Regions from separate parts of the Mus musculus genome. Here region 2 is linked to region 1. The links are chromatin loops, found by intact Hi-C in ENCODE. Cell type or tissue: heart. All regions are shown on one strand. Each heading gives the region's core, and the rest is flanking DNA. Links, peaks and the distances in the headings are about the cores only. Region 1 holds the start of Kansl1 (KAT8 regulatory NSL complex subunit 1). Region 2 overlaps Mapt (microtubule-associated protein tau).

Evidence for each region. A loop is a pair of places that touch in the nucleus more often than their neighbours do. Peaks named below come from ENCODE experiments on the same cell type or tissue, not always from the same donor. Only the 100,000 strongest peaks of a DNase experiment are listed, where the experiment ranks them.
Region 2: a loop joins it to region 1, with 2.2 times the contacts of the local background. A loop is called at or near these places in 15 of 42 quality-filtered maps.

The regions. Positions count from the first base shown.
Region 1 is chr11:104,436,624-104,447,687 of GRCm38, forward strand. Kansl1 (KAT8 regulatory NSL complex subunit 1) reads right to left here and starts at 5,697. Exons shown (of 15, transcript NM_001372459.1): 1 at 5,102-5,697. In heart, for the core only: CTCF peaks have their summits at 5,740 and 5,944; DNase peaks (open chromatin) are centred at 5,098, 5,768 and 6,298; H3K4me3 peaks cover 4,726 bases; H3K27ac peaks cover 3,159 bases.
Region 2 is chr11:104,310,657-104,321,720 of GRCm38, forward strand. Mapt (microtubule-associated protein tau) reads left to right here. Exons shown (of 12, transcript NM_001038609.2): 9 at 7,501-7,593; 10 at 10,695-10,776. Among named protein-coding and RNA genes, the nearest start is that of Mapt, 85 kb to the left of the region's middle. In heart, for the core only: CTCF peaks have their summits at 1,173 (motif pointing right), 5,239 (motif pointing right) and 8,978; DNase peaks (open chromatin) are centred at 5,235, 6,425 and 8,515; H3K4me3 peaks cover 1,013 bases; H3K27ac peaks cover 1,018 bases; H3K27me3 peaks cover 322 bases.

The DNA.
Region 1 (11,064 bases), core at 1,144-9,143:
TCCCTCAGACCCTCTAGTACTAACAAGTAGTCCATAAAAGCCAAACAAAAGTAATGAGAGAATGTGGGTATCCGTTAACAAAATTGTTACTCAACCATGTTATTCCTCAACATTTCCCCTCCAACTGAATTTAACCAGGTCTGACCTTAAACTGCTGTTTTGTTGGGTTTTTTTTTTTTTTTTTTTAGAAGAAACTAAAAGGTGAGGAACCTCATCAAGTTCATGGCCCTTTTTCCAAACAAGAACAAAATCTACTATATTTAAATTTTTAACTAAAATGTCTGTTCAAATTTCTGGTTCAAGTAACAATGTACAGTAACAAAATATTACACTGAATTTAGCTCAACTTTGCATTCTGACTCCATCATTTAGAGAAGAAATTTAAATACAAGACCCTAGAAAACAAATTCAGAGCCAGTAATTGTATAAATAATTCTGTGGTAGAAATCATTCAAATCCTAAATTTCTATGAAGTTAGTTTGAAATCTTAAAAAGATTTGTAGAAAAAAATTTTATGTAGGGAATGTTGGCATACACGATATAACCCCACCACCCAGAAGGCTGACGCAAGGTTCTTAAGTTACTGGTAGTGAGTTGCAGGCCTGCCTAATAGACGATGTTTTGAAGAACTAAGGGTTGGTATTACAGCTTAGCACCACTAACAAGATGCAACTTTTATTAAACAATTAGCATTTGCCAAAACAGAGTTAGCCAACAGAGGATTAAAGTTTAAAGAGGGAAGAGACAGCTCAGCCATTAAGACCACTTACAGTTCCCAGCACCCATATCAGGCAGCTCACACCACCCATAATTCCTGCTGCAGGAGACCTGATGCCTCTGGCCTCCTTGGGCATCTACACTCTCTTACACACTCACATGTAGACACACATACAAATAACTAATAAATACATATTTTTGAAAATCTGAAGAAAAAAAACACTTAAAATGTCCCCTTCAATCATGAAAAAACAAACTCACTTGGTTCATAAAAATTTATACTAGTCATTAAAATCTTCATATACAATCATTAAATTTTTCAAGCAGACTATTCATTCAAGTTTTTTTTTTTTTTTTAAAAAAGACAGGTCTCACTTTGTAGCTCTGGCTGTCCTGGAACTTACTACATAGACCATGTAGGCCTCAAACTCAGAGATCCACTGCCCATACTGGGATTAAAGGTATGTGCCATTCCAATTGGCTTCCAAGTTTGTTTTTCATTCACCTGCGAGCTATGCTCTCTAATTTGGGGAACTTGGTTTCCACTTTACATTTTGGCTTCACCTTTACCCTACCAAAAATTAGAAAAAGCTTAACCAAAGTAAACAAATAAATTAAATAAAATAATCTACTGTACTTTTGACTCCAAGCTTTTTGGTAAGCCACTACTATTATCTAGCTAAGGCTTTCCAATAGCCTACACACAAAGGGCCAGACCTGTGACTAAACATAAACATAACGCCAGAGCACTTTCTCCACTATTTAGTTGTAAACGACCTGTCTTTGTCCTCTTTTCTTCATTTTAAATAAGCTCCTTCCTTCATGAGTTAGGCTGTTCTGGTCTCAGGAAGGATATTTTACATTAGTGTCCTTTTCTTGCTCTCTTTACAGAGTACAGTGCAGATGTCTCAAATAAAATGCCCCAACACCTGGCCTGCTATCCTAGTGCAAACAAGATTTGGACCATTTCCCTTTATCTTAAAAAAACAAAACAAAACCTTTTTTTTTCCAGTTTTTAAAAAGAATCTACAGGAAGAATTATTTTTCAACTTGAACAGACATAGTTATAGTTTCAAACCTAATAAACTCTATAGTAGTTTACAGACACTAAAGTTGTGCAAAAACATTACTACCAGAGTGTAGAAATTCAGACAAAATTAGGACTCTTCTTGGTACTTCCATTTCTCAAAATGCAAGCTCAAAAACTGAGGTGAACAACAAAAGACAATAGAAATTAGGAAAGTACTGTAAGTAGAGGGCATCAACATTTCAAGTCTGCCAGAAGAGATAGGAAGTACTATCTTTTGAGTGTTATATATAGATTGAGAAGAGAATTGTGGGTCATAGAAATAACCAGAGATAACTGCTAGTTATACTTAATCTACACTATTTCTTTCCATCTAGATCAAGAAATAGACAGGTCTTAGAACTAGAGGCAATACAATACAATACACACACACTCTCTCTCTGTATATATACAATACACAAAAAAATTTCCAGAAAGACACTTTCATTTCTGTCTTAATTGCCTCACCAAAACAAGGTGGTGGGAAAGATGAGGCCTAGGAACCTTCCACCCCCACCCAAAGAAAATGAATAGGAAAACACACCATTTAAACCCAAAGCTTTCTCTGTACAATATAATGTTTTAAAGAGCATTTTGAAAAATTATTTTTCTAAACTAAGGGAACAATTTCACTCACAGCTACAACAACTCAATACTAAAATGCCTTTGAAAATAGGCATCACCACCTACAAAAGCCTTGTTTACAGATCACATAAAATAGCTCATATCAAACACAGCAAACCCCAAATTTGTTCACTGTAAAAGTAATTAAAATCTGTGGCCAAACTAGATTTGGTCAAAATCCAGGGGCTATACTATACAGAAACACTGATTACAGTGTAGCATTACTAGAGAAAAAAAGACATTGGTGGTATCTGAAGGAGAAAAAAAAATACAATATTCTTTCTTCTCACCTTAAAGTTCAAATAAATTAAACTGTTTTCTAGCTTCCAGAATTTTCCTTAACAGGACAGTAAATTATCTAAAAATCAAAGAGTGCTCTGCAGATTTAATATTACATGAACATGAAAGTCAAGACACTACTGGTCTGAATTGGGTTTTCATGAAAGATGCAGCAACCCAATACTTGCAGATTCCTATAGGTAGGAAAACCAAACCTCCAATTTATCTCAAAATCTGCATAGAACTGATGACTTTTGTGTACAGAAACAAATCATCACATACACTTAATTAAATAACTACCTTCATCAGAATAAAGATTTTAAGAATCTATGTGATTGTTAATGGTTCCAAGTAGATCACACTTCAAAAATAATGTCAAACCACCTCAAGTTCTGAGGTCACTAACAAATCAAATCAAATATTCTAAAGGTCAAAAGAACTGTACACTTGGTTGGCTAAACCTAGTGGAAATCTAATTCAGGATTCCATGACTAAGGGTCGTTACCAAATAGTTACAATACATTGTTTAAATTTCCAAAGGATGAGCATTTTTACCTCGCAATATTTTTAGAGCAACACATCACACTGCACCTATCACATGACATGATGTAACTGTTAGCAAAGAAAATGGCCCAAGCCATTGATAACATACATCAGGAGAAAACAGATCAATCATACTCAAGAATTACATTTTATATTTACTTTTTGAAGCTAGTAACTTACCTAGAAAAAGAAAAAAATGTACTTTAGCATTTTATAGTTAATATTTACAAGAAGTTATAACAACCAAGTAAGAAGATTGGAAAACTAGAATTAAAAACTTCTCTATCAAAAATGCAACAAAGAAACACATCAAAAGTATCCACTGTCAGAAGAAAAAAAAAAAAAAGTCTCAACTGACAACAGCTGCAGTTAATTGAAAATTTCTAAATTGGTAGGAGAATAAGACAAGAAACCAAGTACAGCCCATAGAAGAGAGGAAAGGGAAACACGCCCACTTTATGCTTTTGTAAATACTGGTACTTCAAATGACCTTAAAAACAAAAACAAAAAAGGGAGGTGGGGTGGGAAATATAAACTGCAGACCAGTCTAAGAAACAGAAATCATTTTAATATAACGATTTTCCTACTTGATTGAAAGTACTTTTGAGAAGAAGTTCTGTAACTATATCATGATTATGCAAGGCAAGGATTATGTAATTTTATCGTTTATTTTAAAATGTTCTCCGAATGTATTAAAAAAAAAAAACCCTAGAGCATTGTGATCTCTCTAATGGGCAGAGGGACACTTACTTGGCTACAGCTTAAAATATTAACATACACCCCCCCAAACAAACAAACAAAACCCCACAATGATTGCTAGCCACGTGACGAAGGATATGGCAACACCAGGATTGTGAATGGAGGGGAGGAAAGCTAGGTTGGAGGACTAGCGAGATTTCTCTTAACTTTGGGGACTGCAGGATTCGGGTTTCTCAATCTTTAAGGTACCAAATTCTAACCCCTAAGAGTTGTACAGCTAACACCCTCAAGTGCGGTTTTATTAATAGGTCACGGAAAATGCTCCAGTGACCTCCAGGATAAAGGAGGAAAAAACAGGCGGAGGAAAGAGCAATTTAAAGTGGCGCCATCATGTCACCCCTTTTCCCCTAAGGCAATCAATAAGCAATAGTTAAGTAACGAGTTTCTCTAAAAATCCACATTGGGATTCCAACATTGGAAAACAAAAGGATTTCTAGGTAAAACATGGGAGTAAGATTGTTTACAATACGGAAAACAATTATAAACTATTTGCTGAGAATCAAAGGCCGTCAGTCCGAAAACAGGCCCCCCCAAAAGCAGTAAGATTCCAACTCACTTAAAAGCAAATAAATGCCTCTTCCTCTTTAGTTGAAAAAAAGGGCTGCCTGAGACTAGATCCGAAAACGCAAATGACCTCAATATTTAAGCAACAAAAAATGTTAACAATCAGAGTTGTGATACAAACCGTGAGACAGACATGCAAGATGTGTTTGAGCAAAGAAAGACCTTTTGCAGTCAAGAGAAGTTCAAGGCGAGAGCAAGAGTTTGTTTTTGGTCTTTTTGTTTTTGCTTTTTTTTTTTTTTTTTTTCGGAAATAAACCAGGTTCTCCAGGCCGCCTTTTTAAATAGAACGCCAAAGGAAAGCCCAGCGAACGAGGCGGCAGCTGGTGGGGAAGGGCCCCCGCACACCCCCGCCCTTGGGGCGACTCCCAGCCCGGACCCGCAGCGGGGAAGCCCGGAGAGGCCATTTAAAGTTCCGGGGATTTTTCTTCCCCTGCCCAGCCTTTCTAGTTACAACTAACAAAGAGAGGGAGAAATGGGAACCACAGGGAGAGCGAGGAGAAGGAGAAAGGGCAGCGGGAGGAGGAGGAAAGGAGCAGCAGCAGCACCTACCACGTGATGGAGGAGCGTAGCCCGGGCGGATTCGGCCCCACAAAATGGGCGCAGTTTGCAAACAGCCCCCCGGCCTGGGCGCCGAGGACCAGCGGGCGGGGGCGCGCGGCTGCTGCTCCGGCCCGGCCCGCCGCTCTCCTCCCCCCCGGCGCCCGGAGCCGCCCTGACTTTCCGGGCGGGGGGGCGAGGCGGAGGGGGAGGGGAAGGCGGCGGCGGCGGGGAGCGGCTGCTTTTTCTTCTCTTTCGGGCCCTTTCTCCGGCCTTCCTCCGTTCCGACCCGGCCTGGGCACGGCGGGGACCGCAGCCCCGGGCGGGCGGGGGCAGAGGGTAAAGCTGCCCCCCCCGCCCCGCACAAACAAGCGCCGCCGTCTGCAGCCCGCGCCCGCACCCCGGCCGCCACCCCGGGAGCTTCTTCCCGGCCGGGGAGCGCACTTCGGCCGCCCCCCAAGCCGCCGCGGCGAGACGAGTCGGCTTCGCTACGGCGCTTGGTTCTCCCGCCGGCTCAGCGAGCGGTGGCGGTGGCGGCGGCGGCACTGGGAAAATGGCGGCCGAGCTCCTTTTCCCTCCCCCCCTTTAATCTGAAGCGGAGGGAGAATGGAGCGAGCAAGCGAGCGGGCGAGTGCCGGGGACACGGGGAGGAGGGACAGCAGCGCCTCCGCCGGCTGCGGCTGCGGCGGGCCGCTCCGCCCCGGCGCGCCGCCAGGGGGCGCCCGCCTCGCCGCCCCCGCGGGCTGCCAGGAGGCGCGGCCGCCGCCGCCTCAGTCATGGCTCCTAGCCGCGGCCGCTGCTTCTGCGCCTCTGTTTGCGGAAACCGGTGCCTGGTGCCTGATACGTGCGGCAGCGACACGCGGCACTGCGGCAAGCGACGCGGGGCCCTCGCTTCGATCGAGGTGAGGCTAACCTGAGGCGCTGATGCCGTCACATTCCCTCGGCTCTGTGGCTGGCGGTGCTGCGCGCCGGTTTGAGGGGAGGGCGGACTGACACAGCAGAGCTAGAGGACGTGAGCGAAGAACTGTGTGTGCAGTGAATGAAGAAGCTGCTGCGGCCACACTACCCCAGGGCCAACCGTGCTCTGAGACGGGCAGGAAGCTCCCTGACCAGTGACGCGGTCCCTGCCACCCGCCCTTTGTCCTACACCCTGCTCTGTACACTGCAGCACACGGCTGGCTGCTAGCCCTAGCGCCACGCTCTGCAGCCGCCAAACCAAAAAATAAGCGGACGCCATTGCGCAGGCGCGAGCTAGGACCGACTCGGGGCTAGCCCGGGCAGGGGCAGCTGGGAGCTAGAGGGGAAATGATGGCCCACCAGCGCCGGGCCCGCTGGGAACTGTAGTTTTCGTTAAGCCCGCGTGTTGTTTTAGGCTTCTTGATTTGTCAGATCCGCCAAAATAGGCAAAAACGCATTCATTACACAGTAATTTTTTTGTTTCCTGCTACTACCAAATTAAAGTTCACAGACCCGCTAAAAGTTTAACAATGAACAACAAAAGCAAACCTGTCATGTTCTTACCAGCGTTGACTTAAAAGTAGTGGCACCTAATTACTCTTGACTCTAGTTTGTCAGCACGATATCGGTTCCTTCCTCCCAAATAAGGTTTAATATCAGAGAACATTTTCTGGACTTAGAAAACTTAATATAACGCAAAGTGACACATTACACAGTACAAATCCACCACCCTTTAAAGCTAACCATGTCCAAAGATTATTAGGACTCACCAAAATCAAATAGCATAAAACTTGTTCCAACAACTAAATCACCAAGCTCAGCAGATGAGAAGAGTAGAGTCTACCAAAAGGAAGATGTAAAATGCTCAATACTTTGTGTGGTTTACCAAACCAGTATCCGGTGTTATGTGTCACTTCAGCTCCTCAAAAAAAAAAAACTATTGTTATAGACCAGTTTTCATTAGCCCACAAAGTCTCTAACTCAACAAGTTTCTGCAGTATCTGCATCTATATTTCTCTTGAATTTCCATCTGCATTTTTAAAATTACACTCTCAAACATGATCTTGGTTTTCAAATATCAAAGGCAGGAGACAACATAGAGTCAATACACAGGGATAAACTGATAGATGTATACATATTTACATATGCATCCAAAAAAGATCAATAGTTTGGGCTTTTTAACTTATAATACAGGTAAGATTGTGTGTTTGCATGTGTGTGTATGTATGTGTGTGTGTGTGCGCGAGAGAGAGAGCATATATATTCACATAAACAGTAATGCCACAGAGGATGTTTATACATAATTACAGGACCAACAGATGGTGACCTAGAGCCCTAATCTGAAGATAACAAAATCTAAATTAGCTGAATGAAAATAAGGCAAAGCTTTCTACAATATTCTTAAATTTAATTTCTTAAATATTAGTGAAAGAAACTCTTTATAACAATGTTATTAACTATCCAAACTCTTAAAATCTTGACTATCTACACAGTCATGGTGCTGCATGCCATTTATAATTTCAGCACTAGGAAAAGAGATGCAGGAGAACTCTGTGAGTTCAAGGCCAGCCTGTTCTACATACTGAGTTCTGTGACAGCTGGGTATAGACACTCAGGCAGATTTCTGAGTTCGAGGCCAGCCTGGTCTACAGAGTGAGTTCCAGGACAGCCAGAGCTACACAGAGAAACCCTGTCTCAAAAAACAAAAACAAAACAAACAAACAAACAAAAAAACCACAACAGAAACTTCACTACCTAACTCAAGCATATTGACACATGCATTCAATTCCAGCATTTCAGTGGGGGTGGGGAAAGCATGAAAATCCAGAGTTCCTGAATCTCAGTATAACCAGTCCAATAATAAAAAAATAAAAATACAAAAACACAAAACAACAACAAAACTAAGTACCAAGTTTATGAACAACTGCATTCAAAGTGAGCAACTACTGACAAAAATCTATACATAAGACAGAGTTTCTCATGTACCCCTAGCTGTCCTCTCCCTGTAGACTAGGCTGGCCTTGAACTGTGAGATCCGCCTGCCTCTGCCTCCGATTAAAGGTGTGTGCCACCACGCCCACAGAGGAGGTTTTGAAAAAGAAATGTATTTCTTTAAAGACTTCCGGTCTTAAAAAAAAAAAAAAAAAAAAAGACTTCGGTCTAAGTCAGACATGAAGAAACCCTGTCTCGAAAACCAAAAAAAAAAAAACCTAAGAACCTCCTCTAGAGACAGGCTTGGTGACAACTTCTCAAATTCTATCAATCCCAAGGTGGATCCGGAGAGATCAGGCATTCAAGGTCATCCTTAGCTATACATCAACACATAGACTTTCTAGACCAGCTACAGTCATATAAAATCCAAATGCTTGCTGGTACACAAAGTAAAGAGGGAAGACAAGACATGGAGCCCAGAATTGGGGGAATGCTAAAACACAGAAAAAAACAAAATTCCCCCAGAGAAACAATGCATGATAAGGCTGATTAAAACATGCACACAAAGCTGAGCTTGATGGTTCAGGATGTTGATCACACCCAGCACTTGGCAGGCAGAGGGGCCAGATTTCTGAGTTTGAAGCCAGCCTGGTCTACAGAGCTTCCAGGATAGCTAGGACTTTACAGAGAATCCTGCCTCAAAAAACACACAAGCAAACACAAACAAGGTAGCACATATCTATGATCACAGCATTTGGGTTGCAAAAGCAGGAGGATTACCGACAAATTACCAGGCTACCCTGGTCTACATAGTGAGTTCCAAACCATCAAGTACCACACAGTGAGATCTTGCTTCAAACAAACAAACAAAATCCACATTTATAACCTATTAGAACAGTCATAATTGATGTGCTCAATATCCATTCTATCCTGGGCAAATATTTTTACTTGGGACTAGTTAGGACTGAGCATGAGGTAAGAGTGGAAGCTACCTAGGAAGACTCTGAAAGAACCAAGAAGAAACCATTCATCTTAATATGAGATGGGAAAAAAAAAATAAGCACCGCCCCCACTGCCACTAAATAGTTTAAACTATTAAAATATTTTATTTCTTTAGGAGGCTATCAGCATCAAAGCAGACAGAATGGATAGCTGCCAAGAGTCTTCGTTCTGATGACAGTTACATCATAACAATTCTGACATCTGCATGACTTCTGCAATTCCAGCTATAAACAAAACAACAAAACATTTGATTATTTAAAACAGGTGAAGTTAGGTTTCTCACACCTTAAGATAGTAACAAAGATTAATTTCTCTTATTTTAGAGTATGTACTCCATGAAAAGCTGTTTCCAAAAAAGGTATAGCTTTCCTTTTATAAACTCCACCTTAAAAAAAACAAATTAAGGTAATTTTCCTCCTCATACTCCAGCTCTAGAATTACATAAATATATTCTCTCACCATAGAAATGATTTAATATTAAGAAAAAATTAATTCTAAAGCAACTTATGAATTAGCTATAGCAAAAACAAAACAATAACATTGCAAACACTAACTCTAAACATACTTCTAAAACAAAAAATAAACTGGGGATAATTCAAAAAATAGCATCAAAATTTAACCCAAGCCACCACAGTGGCACACTATCATCTCAGCTATCCAGGAGTCTAATGTAGAAATCCTGAATTTGAGGCCATCCTGAGCCAGAAAGGGTGACTCTATCATTGGCAGACTGATTACCTTACACGTACAGGATCCCTGCCAAGTCTGTCACTACATACACCAGACACAACAGGCCCAAACCTGTAAACCCAACACTTGAGTGGAGGTAGGAGTTATCATCTACACAGAGATTTGAAGGCCAGCATGGGATACATGAAACTGTGTCGTAATCAATCAATAAATAATTTTCATAAGTCAGTTGACAATTCTAAAACAATAACAAAACATAAAACCTGCCCCAGCCTACCTGGCTGTCCTGAAACTCACTCTGTAGACCACGGTGGCCTCAAATTCAGAGATCCACCTGCCTCTGCCTCCAGAGTGAGTGCTGGGATTAAAGGTACCACTGCCCAGTACTTTACATTATTTTTTGAGACAGATTTCTCACTGAACCTTAAGTTCACCCATTTTGGATAGGCTGCCGAGCCACCAAACTCCTAGGTCTGCCTGTTTTTGACCCCAGACACACAGTACATTTTTATGTAGGTGCTGGATGTTCCAACTTAGGTCCTTGTGCTTATACAATAGTGTATCTACCCACTGAGCTACTCTTCCTTAAGCCTTTCATTTTAGGGTTCTATGTATACACAAGAGTACAGTGATAGAATAAGAAATGTCTCAAGCTACTGAACAAAAAGGCTAGGCATGGTAATATGCACCTTTAATCCCAGCACATGGGTGGCAACTTTAATCCCAGCACATGGGAGGCAGAGACCAGCAGATCTCTTGAGATCAAGGTTATCTTGGTCTACACAGAAAGTTTTAGGACACCCAAGGCTACACAGAGAAACGAAAGGGGGTGGGGGGGGAGAGTGATCGATCTAGGATAAGAGACACTATGGGGGGGGGGGGACTTGGTTCAGAGTGTTAATTTAAATAAACTTTGTAATACAATCAGAAATACTTCTGCCACAATAAACACAACTATGTAACAATACACAAAACTGTCATCTTTTCCAAAACAGAGGGATTTTTCTTTATTTATGATTAGTATTGATTTTTTCTTTGAGACAGGGTCTCACATGTCAGGCTAGCCTTGAGCTCATGAACCCCCTGCCTCAGCCTCCCAAATGATAGGATCCTAAGTTTATACTACCCTGCCTGGCAGAGAAGACCGCTATATCAATAAGATTTTGGAGGCACCTGGAGAAAGAGGATAGCAGAGCAACTGGTTCAGACCATTCATAGAGAGGCACACCCAGAAAAGCCTACATAGATATAGCCTCTATTCAAATGACAAAACCTAAAGACATCTAACAAATCCATCATGGGTACAAAATGATCAAAACAATGCTATGTTTCTGAGAACATATGAACATGACTGAAATTCAGGAAATGCTAAAGTTCCTGTCTTATCTCTGTCA
Region 2 (11,064 bases), core at 1,087-9,086, 130 kb before region 1:
CCCTTCCCCTCTTTAGCCTTGCTAATTGGGCAGGTGACAGCCACTTGTCTACAGGGACCCACCTATGGTGACCTATGGATTTTGCTAAGTACCGCCCTTGTTGGGCTTGGCTTTCACCCTTGGTTCTGGGGAAATTCATGGTTTTAATATGAGCAGCTGGTTCTACGGCAGTCATGAAATTTGTAGACCTCTTGTCCCCAGGCTCGTCGAGGCTCCTCCTTCCTCGCTTTCTCCTGAGAGTTGCTCAGGCTACATATACTCAGGGTTCTGGAATCTGCAACAGAGAAGAGATTATGTGGGTGTCAGCAGGCTTAACTCCCCACCCCTGAGTTTCTCCCGAGTCCTCCTCTGTGCACCCCTGGATGTCCCAGTCTCATCTTAGAAGGCACAAGCCCGTGGGATTGGGGTCACCCTACTGACTTCATTTCAACACAACCATAAAGGCCTTATCTCTAGACAGTCCTGTTGTGAAGTTGAAGTATCAACATGTAAATGAGAATACACACAGAATGCCACTTCCCCACCCAGTGCTGGACTGAGGGGAGGCATATGTGGGGCGTGGGGCTGTGAACCATTCCTCAGTCTACCATCTTTGTCTTTGGGCTGGGTGCTTCTCGGACAACACACCTCTGCAGGCAAACGGAGCTCCTCAGAGTGTGGGCCAATGTTTACCCTCCATCTGAGCAGTGGACACTCTTCCTACTGTCGAATTAGGTTGGGGCTTGTCACTAGAGGGAAATTGACTAGAGCTCTGGTGGGCACCTTCCCTGAACACTGTGCTTTGTTGGGGGAGCCCTAGGCCTTCCTATTGGCTCTGCACAGTGGGGTTTGTGCAGCGTCTAGGTTAAAGTGTATAGCTCACAGGGACTTGGTAGCCATCAGCACACAGTACCTGCAAGTCAGAGACCCTGAGGCAGACACAGCCACCTCCTCTCTTTCCACCATCTCAGATGCCACCCTAGACTCTCAGCCACTGTCAGGCTCCTGTCCCTTCTGTCCCTTCCTTCTTAGAGCATCACCCGTTCCCATTCATTCTGGTCCTGGACAGTGGCTCCCCAAGCACTGTATCCAGAGACCTCCATGACTCTGCCGACCCCAATTTGGGCTTCTCAATGTCACCTCTGCTGCCCACTCCTTGGGAACCTCTGGTTCTTGCCTTGCTTTTTCTGACCTGCAGGGGGCGCCATCTGCCTAGAACGCCCTTCCCTCAGCTCTCCCCTGGGAACTTCCCCCTAGGACTCCTTGATTTGCATCCCATGATGCCCCAAGGGTGCTGAGCCTTCATGGAACTGGGCTTCTGGATCTTATCAAGGACTCACCAGAACTGCAAGACCCTACAGCGTGGGCGGCTGCCCTGTCAGCCCCTGCCCATGGCGGGGTGGCTTACCAGGCTGGGCAGTTCTTTCAAATTAGTACCAGGAACTGGCCCGAACAGGGAGTGCAACATTCTGCAATGTTCCATAGAAAAAAAGGGCTTGGCTAGCCTCATCTCAGGAGCTGTGCTGGGCTATGACGACTTGCCATTGTCTACAGAGGAGACAAAGTGACTTGCCTTGGGACTTCAGGGGTGACAGCATGGGATGTGACAGGACCATGGAACAGAGGGCAGGAGAGTTGTCTTAACAAGCCCTCAGCCCTTCAAGCAAAGAGCAGCGTTGCCGCCTCCAGAAGCTATGATAAGCCTTTTATTCCAGGCTGATGGACCAGACCTGTAACACCCATTGATGGGAGCTTCTGAGAGCTGAGCTGACATCTTGGATCCCTGAAATGTCTGTTTAATGAGACCCTACCTCAAAAGAATGATTGGCCATGAAAGGCAAAATTCTGAGAGTCTGAAGAATAGGGCCAGAGATGTGGCTCCAGGAATAGTGTGTGCCTAGCATGCTTGGAGCCTTGGGTTCAGTCCCCAGCACCAGATAAACACTTCCTGGTCTTCCTGGTAGAGCACACCTGTAGTCCCAGAACTGCAGAGGTGGAAGAAGTTCAAGGTCGATCTCCACCACAGGCAAATTTCAAGGATAGCCAGGTCATCACCATTGTCATCATCATCCTGAGATTTTTTTTTTTTAAGATTTATTTATTTATTATATGTAAGTACACTGTAGCTGTCTTCAGACACTCCAGAAGAGGGCGTCAGATCTTGTTACAGATGGTTGTGAGCCACCATGTGGTTGCTGGGATTTGAACTTCAGACCTTCGGAAGAGCAGTCGGGTGCTCTTACCCACTGAGCCATCTCACCAGCCCTCATCCTGAGATTTTTAAAAAGGGCTTGGGTCTGGTGAGATGGCTCAGTGAGCTAAAGGTGCTTGCTGCCAAGTCTGGCGACGGAGTTCAATTCCCAGGGCCCACGTTGTTGTCGCGAGCCGTCCTCTGACCTCCAGGCGCTCACCTCCCCACAATAAGTGAATAAAGCAGGGCTGGAGAGATGACTGAGAAGTCAAGGGCCCTTGCTCTTAGCAAGAGTTCTGTCCCCAGCACCCACTGCAAGCTGCTCACACCTGCTTGTTCAGCTCCATGTCACCTTACCCTTTCTCCTGACCTTCTCAGGCATCCATACACAACCACACAGAGAGAGAGAAAGAGAGAGAGAGAGAGAGAGCGCCTGAGACGGCTCAACAGTTAAAGGCACTGGCCACCAAACCTGAACACCTGAGTTTGGTCCTCAGAACCTACAAGGTGGAGGGCGAGAACTGACTCCAACAGGGTTTCTCCTCTGATGACCTTCACACCGTGTCACAAGCATACACCCACATCCGCACAAATGAATTAATGTAATTTAATTTTTTTAAAAAAGGTACTGAAGACTACAGACCCCTCTGGAGTGGTGTTTACCTTGAAGAAATGGACTGCAGGGGACTCTGCAGACATTGAGTGTCCTGAGGTTCATTTAGATTTTCCATCAAGCTAAGCAAGAGTGACACATGTTATCCTAGCAACCTCAGGTTGGACCAAGGAGTCTGTTTAGCCTGGACTCCACATGAAGGAAGATCTTGATTAGGAGATATGCGAGAGGCATCTACTCTTCTGCCTTAGACTTTCCCCTCGGCTTCCATGGTTGCTTCGGTGAACGTGTTTCACCCTAAGATTTCACAGTGAGGCTGTGTTAAAGGGAAATGCAGCCGGTCAGACAGCCTTACCAGAGAATACAGGAAGGAGTGTGGAACCAGGAGACAACAGCTACTTGGAAGTTCTTTTAAATGTCTAATGCTCTCTACCCCAGCCTCACTGTGACCCCCAGGGACAGAGCCTACCCCAGCCTCACCGTGACCCCCAGGGACAGAGCCTACTCCAGCCTCACCGTGACCCCCAGGGACAGAGCCTACCCCAGCCTCACCGTGACCCCAGGAATGGACCGGAGTGTTTCCATGGTACAGTCCAGGCTGAGGCTCATGCTCAGTGCTTTCTTATCATGCTGGCTTTTGGTCCTCCCCAAACCGTGGGGTCCTGAGCACCTGGGTCTTCCTTTGGTCTCTGCCATGACCCCATATACAGGTTCCGCAGGTACCTTCTCAGCTCAGACACAGCTGGGCCGGCCCTAGGCCTTCCATGTCCATCCAGAGTCGGCCCCTCCCTGTGCAGCATCTGAGAGGAGAGAGTGGGGAGTTCACAGTGAGACCAGGGTTTAAACCGTGTTTTTTAAAAATTACTCACTGGAGCAGGGCATGATAGAGCATGCCTGTAATCCCAGGAGGACTTGCTGTGAGTTCAAGAGTAGCAAGTTCTATGGGTAGCAAATTCCAGGCCAGGCAGGGAGGCTTGTATCAAGATATTCTCTTAAAAAAAAAAAAAGAAAAACAAAAACAAAAATTTTAAAAATAGGAAAGGAAAAGAAGACTCTACTGTCCAGTGATCTGTTGTGCGATCTCACGTTCTGCCTCTGGAGCAATGGGTCTCAATTCTCAACCTTCCTAACGCTGCACCCTTTAGTACACTTCCTCATGCTGTAGTGACCCCTACCACATATCATAAAATTGCTTGCAATGCTACTACAAAACTGTAACTTTGCTACTGTTAAGAATCATAATGTAAAGCCGGGAGTGGTGGCGCACGCCTTTAATCCCAGTACTCGGGAGGCAGACCCTGTCTCGAAAAACCAAAAAAAAAAAAAAAAAAAAAAAAAATCGTAATGTAAATATCCATTTGACAAAAATCTTAGGTGACCCCTATGGAAAAAAAAGAAAAAGGTCATTTGACCCCTCCCCCCAAAAGGGTTTCAAGTCACAGGTTGAGAACCTCTGTTCTAGAGACTAGAGGCCCTGGAACCTTAGATCCTTGTGTGTCAGGGCTTCTCATGGAGAAGTGTGTTCTTGGAATGGAGGAAACCAGGCGTACTAGTCATCTAGGACTGTAGCATGTAGGAAGCTGAAGGCAGAATTGTTAGTTCAAGACCAGCCTAGGCCACCCTCAAATTAAAAAAACATTAAATTATAGAAATTCACCTGTAACCGAAAGAAAGCATTAAATAACAGGAGATGATAGTAAAGTAAGAGATGGAAAGACAAGCCAGGGGTGTGGCTCGGGGGCCCGAGACCCATCCTGACACTGTCACCAAAGCTGTAGCCCGGGATACTTGAGATTCTGTTTAGATAGATAGATGGATGGATAGATAGATAGATAGATAGATAGATAGATAGATAGATAGATAGATAGATAGATAGATAAAGGTGGCTTCCACCAGTAATCCCAGCACTCAGGAGGTAGAGGTAGGAGAGTCAGGCATTGAAGGTGGTGCAGACCTTTAATGCCAGAACTCAGGAGGCAGAGGCAGGCAGATTTCTGAGTTCAAGTCCAGGCTGGTCTACAAAGCAAATTCCAGAGCAGCCAGGGCTAAGTAGTGAGACCCTGTCTCATAAAAGAATAAAAATAAAAAAGAAAGAAATGTTGCCGGGTGTGGTGGCACACGCCTTTGATCCCATCACTCAGGAGGCAGAGGCAGGCGGATTTCTGAGTTCGAGGCCAGCCTGGTCTACAGAGTGAGTTCCAGAACAGCCAGGGCTATACAGAGAAACCCTGTCTCAAAAAACCAAAAAAAAAAAAAAAAGAAAGAAAGAAAGAAAGAAAGGAATTTCACTTCTTTCCTAACCAGTTTTCAGCTACTGTCCCCCTGGTTGACTAAGCAGATGAAGAGCTCCTCTGAAGTTTTCCAGGTCCACGCAGGACATAACCTGTGAGTCCCCCAGTCAAAGCTTGTAGAACCTGGAAGAGCCCTTGGGAGTGCCGGGGTTGTAGTACCACAGGTGACCACAAGATGGCAGAGGAGCGCTGTAGACAGCAGCCTGTGTTCTTGGCCCACTCACAGTTGTTGCTTTCTTCTCTGCAAGTGTATTGCGATTTTCTGAGTCGTCTTTTCCGCTAACTGGTGGTCTTTTTTCTCTCATCTCTGCCCATTTCTTTTTGTTTCTGTCTGCCTGTCCTTCTGCTTCACCACTGATTATACAGAGATTGAAATAGTTTTTAAAATATGTTAACATTTGTATGTGGGCGGGGGGGGGGAGTTGCATGTATTTTAAATGCAACATATTCACTGACACAGGAAAAAAAAGCCTTTTGTTTGTTTGTATTGTTTTGGTTTTTTGTTTTTGTTTTGTTTTTTTGTTTTTTTTTTTCAAGACAGGGTTTCTCTGTATAGCCCTGGCTGTCCTGAAACTCACTTTGTAGACCAGGCTGGCCTCAAACTCAGAAATCCACCTGCCTCTGCCTCCAAGTCCTGGGATTAAAGGCGTGCGCCACCACCACGCCCGGCTTGTTTTGTTTTTTAAAAGACAGGAGTTCATTTATTCCAAACTGGTCTCAAACTCACGTGGTTGACAATGGCCTTGAAGTTTCTGATATTCCTGCGTCCTCTCACCAAGCACTAAAACTACAGGTTTGCATCACCACACCCAGTTTTATACACTGTGAGGGCTTAAATCCAGGACCTTTTGCGTCCTGGGAAAGTCCTCTACTATCTGAGCTCCGTCCCCAGCTACTGCCACTGTTGAAAGGGTAGCTGTAATGGCACCTGACCTCCGGCACCTTATTGCCTTTTGCAGGTCGGCTAGACTGGATACAGGCAGGCTTTCTTGGACTCTAAGGAAAGGCTTTCTGGAACCCCAGCTGGCCACGTCAGGTTCATGTTCCAAATGAGGTGATGCCCGGCCTAGCCCAGTTAGTACCAGCAGTCTGGGAGCTCCTTGGGCTAGAGGCTTGGTGCCAGCAAGGGATTCCCTGAGAGTTCTGAGCCCAAACAGAGGTAGAACAAAGTCCACCTAGTGTTTGACATGGCTCTGGGAAGTGTAAACTAAAGTGGGTCCAGCCAGCTTCTCAGGACCACTCCCTGCCCACAAACACTTCCTCCTGAATCGAAGGCCCTCAGCTGAAAACATCCTCCATTCGCTCCAGGATGTTTCCAGTGTCCGGTCAGAGCCAAAGCCCAGCGCCGTGGACCGGGCCAGCTGCTTTTGCTGGGAACGGCATTGCAGGCTCCAGTTTCACAACGCCAGCCACCACCCTCTCCCCCTCTGAACCTCAGTGTTCCCGAGCGCTTTGGCTTAACATGACCACTAGCAGTAATTCAAGTCTGCTTTGTAAATATCTATCTAGTGCCAAACACCACAAAAGCTTGTTTCCTTTCCTGTGGGGTTAGAATAAGAAACACACACACACAGGGCGGGGTCTCTATGTATGTTTCAGACCGTGTGCGATTGCTTAATGTCCTCTGATTAATTTGTGTCTAGCAGTCATCTTCCTCCAAAAACCATTTTCTTTGTCAAATCATGAGTTATGTAATCAGTCACATTTCCTTTTTCCTCATTGGCTTCCGGGAAGCTCGGTGCTGAATATAATAGTGCCCTCTTCCTCTTATTTTATTGTTATTATTGTTGTTGTTATTATTGTTGTTATTATTTTGGGTTTTCAAGACAGGATTTCTGTAAATTCAAGGCTAGCCTGGTCTACTACTGAATTTCAGCATAGCTAGGGCTACATAGAGAGACCCCGCCTCAAAATAGCATTAAAAAAAAAAGTTAAAATTAACAGAGGATAGTCTAAAGTAACTAAGTATTGTATGTGCACGCCACTGTGTTCAGAAGGCAGAAGTGGGGTTTTATGACAAGTTCTTTACCCTCCCTGAGCCATCCCACCAGCTCAGCTCAAGACAATCTGGTTTGAAGCCTTTAGCCTTGCCACTCCCCAGCCTTGGACGCTCTTTGTGATAAGGTGCCTTGCACTGGTGTGTCTGTTTGGATTGTTGTTGATCTTTCTTCTCATCACTTGACCCAGGGGACTCCTTGTTTACAGTTGTCACTCCACCCAACCTAGTGACCTCCCAGCTCTGTCCTCCTGTTCCCAGCCATGTTCTCTTCCAGATTCCTTTTGTGACTTCCAGGGTGCCATCCCAGGCAGCTTCTGAGCCCCCTGAGGAGTCAGGGCTCAGACCTGGCTCTCCCCCCACAGCCCAACAGGTCAGGGGGCGATGCTCCGGTGTGGTTGTCTCTCACTCTTTTTTTTGGCTATCAAAGGTGCAGATAATTAATAAGAAGCTGGATCTTAGCAACGTCCAGTCCAAGTGTGGCTCGAAGGATAATATCAAACACGTCCCGGGTGGAGGCAGTGTGAGTACTGTCGCAGTCTCCATGAGGTGTGCTGCAGCCTTTGCTGTAACAAGTGTCATGAGTGTGTCCTTGTGAGACATTGCATAGAATAAATCATCTAGGGCTCAGGACCTCCTGTGTCCCCACAGTGTCTGCTGTCCCCAGACTCCCCTCCCTGTTCCATGGATGGCCCAGCAAAGTAGGGAGAGCAACCCGTTCCAGCTGGCCCTTCTCTGAGTAGCTGGGTCCCCATGGTACCATGTATGTGTTCCTAGAAGCCCCGTAGATATTGGAAATGGGGTTGAAGACAGTGCATCCATGATGTGGGCTGACACCTCTTCCCTCATCTCTGGGGCAGTCTCTGTTGGTTGGGGAGTGGGGAGTCCATATGATCCCACTAGACACTAGGACTTCCTGTTTCATGTCAAGGTCCAAAAGGCCCCTAGCCACTTCTCCATTTTTCATCTGGGTCTCCTTCATCTTTGAAGAGAGGAAAAGATTCCCAGTTCAATTTAGCACTCCCCTCCCCCCAGGACAGGGACTCTGGTTGCACAGAGCCTAACACCGAGGTGACAGGTGTCAGTTGCCTGCATTGTTTGCCAGAGAAGGGGTTTTAAATGTCTCCTCCTTTAAACACCACTGGGGACCCCCCCCCCCCCCCCCCCGCACATCCTCAGCGAGTCCCTGCAAAGAGATGTTCTTAGGTTCCCTCAATGGGCTTAGGGATTCCCTTTGTTCTCTTGGCTGGCCGGTGCCCAACAGGGCAGGATTTGTAAAGTGGCCCCAGGCTTCTCCCTGCCAGCTCCCCCTCCCCTGTTCTGGGTCAGTCCCAGAACGGACCTGGGCTCTCTGATTGAGCTGCAGGCTCCACCTCTCGAGCGTGCGTGCTGGAATGCAGGGGTGGGCTCTCTTTCCTGAAAGTGCCGAGCCCACAGGGTTTATTCTTGCAATGTGCTCCTGCCTCCGGCCCCGACACCTGCCCTGCCTTCTGCCTCTTGGACCGATGGCCCCAGAGCAGCAAGTGCTGGCCCTGTGGCTACTGCCTTCTCACGCTTACTCACCGTGTCTGCCTTTTCCTCTGTCCTCCACTCCCCGCTGGCCGATCCTGCCACCTCCCTTACTTGTTTTGCTTCCTAAGGAAAGGCGGGGCTGTTGGCTACACTGCGGTTACTGCCCTGCCTGCCGGTTGCCTTCTCAACGTATAGAAAGATATGGGTTGCGGGAAAGGGTGATCTTTAAGATCGCCGTCCTTGTCCCTGGGCTCTGTAATGTTGTTTATGATACGTTAGCTTCCCAGCCCAGGCTGCTGTGGTTAGGGAGGGAAGCCAGAAGTGTCTGGTTTTGCTCACGTCTGGTCTGTTGCTGGGTCTGAGCGCTCCAGCTCCCAAGGGCTGCAGAGGGCAGATGCTCCTGTAGGGGAAGTTGGGAAAAGGCAGCTCTCAGGGCAGCTCGGATCACATGCTGGTTGTCTGATGAGGCTGCAGTGCCTAGGGTATCAGGGAACTTTATAACTAAGGTGTACTGCAGTTTGCCAGCCTTTGAGCTAACCTGTGACCTTATATAGAATCACAAGATAGCCTGGCCTGTGGCCTGTGGCCACTGTTGACTACAGAATGGACCTGTGGAGAAAGCTTTCTTAGGGAGGGGGACTGGTGGCATTTGGGTTGTAGGATTCCAGGCTTCCCATCTAACTTGCTCCTGGCTCTCTCTAGGGTGGTGGGAACTGCAGCAGGGAAGCTGCTTCTCCATCTCCACCTCCTGGCTGGGCTGTGGCCTCCTCTCTCGGGCTGCTCTGTGGGATCTAGTACCCTAGTCAGCTGCTCCCCCATTCCTTTCTTCTCTGGCTATCCCAAGCTTCCAACATCTCCTGTCCCCCAACATACCCCCTGGTACTGACTCTCTAATGACTCTACCTGGGCTCTCCCATCATCACCTGCCCCAGAACTCCTACTGGCCTCTGGGTCTGTTTGCAGGAGGTCCTTGGGTTTATCTGCTCCTTACCCACCCTCCTCTGCAGGGGCAGGCTGACACCCTTATGACTTATGAGGCCATGGCCCTCCTCTTCCATCAGGTCTGTTAGCAGAACACACACACACACACACACACACCCCATAACACAAAACACCATCAGCCGTGAAAACGAGGGATTTATCCATTGAGACCTCCGTAGAAACCACTTTGCTTTATTGATTCTTGAACATGTGGCACCCCTCTCCCAGGACAGATGAGCCTCCTCACCCCTGGAATGACCATGGTCTGTATGGGAGACCCATGGGACTCTGCAAGTGGCAGCTAGTGACCAGCTAAGCTGTAAAACCACAGATCAGAGAGACAGGCTTCCAGGAGCCCCATCTGCCTGGGTGGTCTCCTTCAGAGTGTCCTGTCAGGAAAGCAACTGTCATTTTCCAGAGCACACATTACTGCTGGGCCACATGAAGGGCCCTTGGGCTGGCGGGTCCCCCCCACCCCCCTTCCCCAGTGTGTCCTGTCTGCTCACTCATGCTTGCTGAGACACTTACTGCAGCTGTGGTTTCTGCCGTGCGCCTGCCTTCTGTTGGTGTTGCTTCGCTCTTCTCAGTAGAGGCTGAAGTGTTCAGGAGACTATGTGTCCAGACACCAACTGGCTCTCCTTCTGGGTCATAGAGCTGGTCTGGGTCCTGTTTGCCGACTGGTAATCCAGGACCATGGGAGCTTCCTGGGTGAAGCAGACTCACCCTCACCAGCTTCTCCTGAGTCTTTTTCTGAGGAGAAGATGCAGGGCTGTGAAGGCTTCTTCCTCCACTGGGTGTCATTGGCCTTTCATCAATAAAACGATGTATGCTTTTATATTTAAGTGTCTGCTACAGAGATGGTCACGTACAAGGACCAGGCACCTGCTTTTCCATGAGAGTGTCTTGTGTTTCTGGGATGTTTAGGTCCCTAAGCTTCCTGGTGAGGACCCAGCTCCCTGGGGGGTGGGGGGTGGCTGGATTTGGGGAGCCTATTTTCCATCCTGAGTGGGGGTGTATGCAGCAGCTGATGGGAGCCACTGACAAATGGTCCATCAGCCTTTGTGCTGTGTTACACCCCTAGTAACATAACCCCCTTTATTCTCTCTCTCGCCCATCCTCTTTGACCTGCAGGTGCAAATAGTCTACAAGCCGGTGGACCTGAGCAAAGTGACCTCCAAGTGTGGCTCGTTAGGGAACATCCATCACAAGCCAGGTAGCACTTGAGGAAGACAGGCTTTGGGACAGGAGTGCTGGCTGGAGTGGGGGGTGCTTCCTAGAATAGGCCAACCTGGGCAGTGAATGTTAAATGTGAAAGTACTGTGTGGCCTTGGACCTGGGTCTGTCTCTGTTGTGAGCCTAGACAAGGGGTGGAGGAAATGGTTTTATATCCCATCCTGTGGCTCTCCAGAAAAGTCTGTATAAAAGGACCAGCCATGGGTTTGATTGGGTCCCTCCCACCCCCAAAGGCCGGCTCTGTGAACATCTCAGCTTTGTCACAGCC